2 separate regions of the Homo sapiens genome follow, and region 2 is linked to region 1. Evidence: chromatin contacts called from ENCODE Hi-C or POLR2A ChIA-PET data. All regions are on one chromosome and are shown on one strand. Each heading gives the region's core, a stretch centred on a gene start or an enhancer-like site at or near the end of the contact. The rest is flanking DNA. Distances are from core to core; before and after follow the strand shown. Region 1 holds the start of NOX3 (NADPH oxidase 3). Region 2 has its middle 39 kb from the start of NOX3.

Region 1 (3,003 bases), core at 490-2,989:
CAGTTGTTTTCTATCACTAGGAATGAGCTAACCCTAACTTGAGCAGTTTCTCCCCAAGACTGCAAGATCCTCAGATGTCAATGCACCCCAAAATGCAGAAAATAAAAAACATTATTAATACAATAGAATAACATCCATTTTTCTGTAATTCATTGGCATTATGTAGAAATAGTGTACTTAATCACACATAGCAACATGTATTTGTAATTAAATTCCCATAAGTTAAATGTCCTATTTACAGCACTGCAATTTATATCTGTATATTCAGTATGCTTTGGTGCACAGGTCCATATATTAATATTTCATAAAAGAGACAGTATAAGGTAATGGTTAGAAATGAAGATGTTACAGTCAAAGAGAACTGAATTCAAATCCCAACCACCTATCTACTGCAAGTTATTTCATTTAAGCTTGTTTCCACATTTCTGTAACGGGGCTCATAATATCGACCTGACAGAATCCATGTATGATTTAACTGACAATACTTGAAAAGTCCTTAACCTAATAGTACCTGGGTAAATAAAGATAAATGAATATTCACAATTCTTACTCTTACCAGGTTTTTAACAGGAGAGATTTGATTTTCCAAAATTGATTCTCCTCCTATTTTCATCTTGTCTAAAAAATTTAAAGGAAATATTTGGGCCAAAACCAGCCAGAAAATTGCTTCAGTTAGGACAATTTTGCCTAGCAGAGTAGAATTATGGTCACTATATTGAACAACTATGACTTACACAAAATCAGAGATAGACGAGGCTTCCCGTGCAGCCACTCCTGGGGTGACTGGAGTATGAAAGGATATTTGCACTTGCCTCATGGGTGCACCAAGTGTGATTAATGACACGTATTACATCAGTCCCACAAAAAAGTTCATTTTTTATAGTCACACTTTTAGATTTATATGAGAGTTTTCTATCTTATGTTTTTTAGAATCTCTTTCCACCATCTTCTGAAAGACGGTTTAATTCATGTTCATTTAGCCCACACTCTTTGTCTTCTATAGAGAGCTTTTTTGAAAGAGGGGAAAAGGAATTAAAGAAGTGGAAAAAATATGGCTGGTTGCGGTGGCTCACGCCTGTAATCCCAGCACTTTGGGAGGTCAAGGCAGGTGGATCACCTGAGGTCAGGAGTTCCAGACCAGCCTGGCCAACATGGCAAAACCCCATCACTACTAAAAATGCAAAAATTAGCCGGGCGTGATGGTGCACACCTGTAATCCCAACTACCCAGGAGGCTGAGGCAGAAGAATCCGTTAAACCCAGGGGGCAGAGGTTGCAGTGAGCCCAGATCGTACCACTTCACTCCAGCCTGGGTAAAACAGCAAGATTCTGTCTCAAAAAAAAAAAAAAAAAGTGGAAAAAATAACAAATAGAGAAAGAGCTTTGCTATATGCAGCCTTCAGCACTTAGGTTATTTCTCAGATTTACATAAAGACTTACTATCATCTTGACTGCAATCATGTAGAAAATGAACGGGTATAAAGTACATGAGGACAATTTAATAAAACCAGCTTTCTTTTCTTATAAAATCTCTGACGAAAGGAATCATTAGACAGAGACTTGCCTTGTATTTACCCAGGTCATGAGGCATGTCAGTGTGGTGATGTGCCTTTGGCAAGAAGTCCTTAATTAGAAATTCCTCGAGAGCTGCTCCCTGCAGGTGCTTCCTATGACACAAAGACAAAATAATTTACTAGGGAAGCCCTTACTAACGACCCAACATCCAGACACAGGTGAGGGAGAAGAAATTTCCTGACAGCCGAAGAGCAACAAGTATCATGATGGGGTGCTGGATTTTGAATGAGGGTCTCTCCACCATATTAGTAGTAAGTATCATTTTTGTTATTCAACTTTAAATATATAGATTGAATAGTCTTTGATTTTTAGGAAAACTTGTATAGGAACGCTAAATAGCTTGAAGTATTACTCTAGTTAAAAGACTAAAACTTGTTAGAAAACATTCAGTAGATGTATTTAATTTCCCCTTATAGAATCATGCAAAGTTGTTTTCCGATTGAGCTCATTTTTAATTATTTTTAAAGTCAAGTAGTTTGTTTTTGCATAATGTATGAGTGTTTCTCTAAATCAAATGAAGTCTTTGAATTAGACTATGAAATTGGAACTTTTCTAGAGAACTCTCGGAGTTGTTTTTAAAGATTTCTTCCTTCTTGACATCATTGTCAAGCAACGTTGATTAAGAAGGTTTTGTAGTTTCATTAAATCACTTAAAGTTGACTCATATGTGTTTAAAATCTTTTTAATAAAGGTAATAATGTATTACCATCATAATCCTATTAAAAACTAATCTATGAGAAATAAATATGTGGAGTAATTCTGATTAATATTGAGAAGCTCTTCATTCCACTTTAAAAGAAGAACCCCAAGTGATTTTGAATAGAGAAAAAGCTTGAAGGTAGTAATCATTGGTTCTCTTTCCTTTCTACTCTAGCTCTCATGGCTGGGAATAAATTTTTATCTGTTTATTGACACGTTCTACTGGTATGAAGAGGAGGAGTCTTTCCATTACACACGAGTTATTTTGGGTGTAAGTACAGTTTATGATTAAACATTATTTTTTCAGAAAACAAAATGCATTTTATTTTCCCTGGATCCTTGTTTTCCCTGAATCTCTTTTTTATGTCTTTACATGTGGACAGTCAACACTGGCTTGGGCACGAGCATCCGCACTGTGCCTGAATTTTAACTGCATGCTAATTCTAATACCTGTCAGTCGAAACCTTATTTCATTCATAAGAGGAACAAGTATTGTAAGTACTAAAATATCTGAAATAATCTCAACTGTTACGACTTCCTCATATAAGTGCCATTGAAAAAAAATGTACTTTATTATGAAATTCTCAGTAATTCTGTTTAAACTTGGGTTTCTTTGTTAGAGATAACAGAAAGGCTAAGACAGAAAAACGGTAATCAGTACATCTATCTGATTTGGCTTTGGCTGTTGCCATTGATTTCCTACATGACACTCAACTCATTGCTAAACAGT
Region 2 (2,700 bases), core at 65-2,564, 39 kb before region 1:
TCTTCACGTGGTCTTCCCTCTGTACATGTTTGTGTCCAAATTTCTTGTTCTTAGAAGGACACCAGTTATACTGGATTAGGGCCCACCCTAATGATCTCATTTTAACTTAATTACCTTTTTAAAGGCCCTGTTTCCAAATGCAGCCACAGTTTGAGATACTGGGGGTTAGGCTTTCAACATCAATTTGGGAGATAGGACACCAATTTAGCCTATAATACCTGCTATCAGAGAAAGTCCAGAAGCACCTAAATCTAAAACTAAGTCCCCTTTTTCCTTTCATCCACCTGTCCTGATCTTGTACTGCCCTCTTCCATTCCCATGGCCACAGGACATGGATTTCTTTCGCCCCTTGTCTACCAAAGAATAGATAAACCTCCTAGCTTCCCTCAGATTTCTTTAGCCCTCAAAGATGCTCATGGCCTTCTGAACACTTCTATAGGTTTAAAGAATAGGGCAGTAAACATCCTTTCCCTCTTGCGGAACTTAGATCTTATTAGGAGGGACAAAGTCCCACTGGGAGGTTATTGTATATACAACAGGCCAAAGAAAGATGTACCCAGTTTATTGGGAACAATAGTAACTAACAGTAACATAGAACTTTACCACCAAAACTACATATACATATATCATCACTTTTGATCCCCATGGTAGTTTGTGAGAAAAATAGGACATCCGCAGTTTACAAATAAAGAATCTGAGCTTTAGAGTGTTTCCATGATTTGTCCATGGTTGTTAAGTTAGGTTATACAGTGAGAAAGATCCAGGGCTCTGATTCAGACCCAGGGGTTCTTGGCTCCTAATATTGATCAGATATATTGAGCTGCTGCCTCCCTATTTTAAACAAAAGTGAAGAGGTGGCATTTTTGATTCAGAAAAGGCAAGTGAGCCGGCGAGTGTACTTGCCAGAGAAGTGAAGAACAGATCTGGCCCCGGGAAAAGGGAGGGAAAAGCAAAGCGAGTGGGCTTCAATAATCAGGAAACACCGAGCTCCAACCGTGAGGGGAAAAGGCAGGCTTCTCCTCTCCCCACCTCTGCTGGCCTGAGGGTCACCAGACAAAAATTGGAAGTACTAGCTTAAGGGGAAGGGAGAGAAGAACGGCACGCAGAGGTGCCTAGGCTTCCTCCAAACCAAGTTTCCAAAAGGAAAGAGGGCAGAAACTATCCAAAGACATGGCTGCTGTCTTGCTAACCCCATGACCACAAGGGAGCAGGCTTGGAGCGCTGTTTCAGGCATTCCCCCAGGATTCTTCTTAATTTGCAGCCTGTGTGTGTCAAGCCTGGGTCTGCTTGCAGCCTGTTTACAGAAGAAATGGTCTGAGGAAGATAAACCTAAGGAGAAATCCTCACATCAAAATATTTTGTGTTGAAAGAAATTGCACAACCCTTCCCCCTGTCCTCCGGAAAGGCTTTTTATTTTCTAAAGGGCATGTTGCTTAAATGGCTCCAACCAAGGCTGCACAGAGCTCTTCAAAGGCCTTCTCTGGCTGCCCTTGGGAGACGGTGCCAAAACACATTAGATTTTGAAGCTCTAATTTGAAAAAATGTTTCTAATTCAGATCTCAGTTTCCTTTAGTAAATTTCATAGTATTATTTCTCATTATACCTCCTCTTGGCACTATATATAATCCTATCCTTCTTTTTACCCTTCAGCTGGCAGTCAAGAGGTATTGCATCTATCCAATTCATCACTTAGCTAAGACATGTAAAGCATATTGAGTTATTTTAGCCACTTTCTTCAGGCTTAAGTTCTTAATATGATCACTTTATCGTCCTCAGCACTCTTCTGGCAAACGATCTCAAAATTGCGAGGAATTTTAAAGATCGCTTTAGTCCAGCCACCCAATTGATATCTAAATCCCATCTACCCAGCAGACCAGTGAAACAAACTCCATGGTTACTCAGGCTTCAGGTAACTCAATACTTTGTGAACTGACCCTTTATTTATTTGAGGAGCAGAAGTATATTTTCTTATACTTCTTTCTTCTGGTGGGGAAAAAAACATCTGTTACTTCCAACCATTGTTCCGTGCTCTGAAGTTGAAACAGAAGTCTATGGTTTACAGATATAGCCAATCAAATATTAAAAATAACATTCAAATTCATTGAATATCCCAAGACGCTAGCTAAAATTAGGTAGTAAGTATGTGCGTTAGTTTTAACTATGAATTAAGCCATTTGTTTACTTATCTATTCATCAACTTGACTGGAAAGCACAAAGAAAACATCAAGGTGTTATTTCCTGAAAGTACTCCATTCTTCCCAATGCCTTCTTTTGGTCACTGCCTTACTTGTTCAAGGAGAGCCCTTACTTTCTCTATCATTTACCTATAATATTTTTTTAAATCCCTACTAGGTGGTTGGTAAGAAATATAATGTGAATTTGGACTAATAAGTGAATATGGACTAATTTGGGCTAATAAGTGAATATAACAGAGTGACTTAGCCTTTTCTGATATTATTATATTTTATCAGAGACCTTCAATATTTAACATAAGTACATGATGTTGCAAGCATCAGGTGACCTAGAAGTTTGAAAGGAGTGAGACTTTGAGTCTGGAAAGTGCTTTTGACCTTTTTAAAAGTAAACTTTATTTGTCTAGCCTAGAGCCAGTGCTGGAAAATACTAGTAATATGTCTCCGGTCCTAGAATAAATCCACATTTCAATGTTGAAAGAACTGCTTACATTATTTGCTTGGGGAG

Evidence for each region. Hi-C counts contacts between places; a loop is a spot of excess contacts on that map. ChIA-PET counts read pairs that join two places held with the same protein, here RNA polymerase II (POLR2A). Pooled maps may share reads with other maps.
Region 2: a map of PC-3 shows a loop between it and region 1 (2.9-fold over the local background). The contact joins the enhancer-like site here to the promoter of NOX3 in region 1. A Hi-C loop is called at or near these places in 4 of 168 maps with a recorded cell type or tissue (HepG2, PC-3 and mammary epithelial cell) and 4 of 50 pooled maps. POLR2A ChIA-PET finds 5 or more read pairs at or near these places in 5 of 52 experiments (BJ, HepG2, OCI-LY7 and 2 more).

The regions. Positions count from the first base shown.
Region 1 is chr6:155,454,575-155,457,577 of GRCh38, reverse strand. It overlaps NOX3 (NADPH oxidase 3), which reads left to right and starts at 1,739. Exons shown (of 14, transcript NM_015718.3): 1 at 1,739-1,825; 2 at 2,449-2,544; 3 at 2,657-2,767. The coding sequence starts at 1,778.
Region 2 is chr6:155,493,830-155,496,529 of GRCh38, reverse strand. No RefSeq gene overlaps it. Among named protein-coding and RNA genes, the nearest start is that of NOX3, 39 kb to the right of the region's middle. Within about 2 kb of position 1,314, at least 10 of the 41 ENCODE cell types and tissues checked have a DNase peak (open chromatin) inside an H3K27ac peak, as active enhancers do.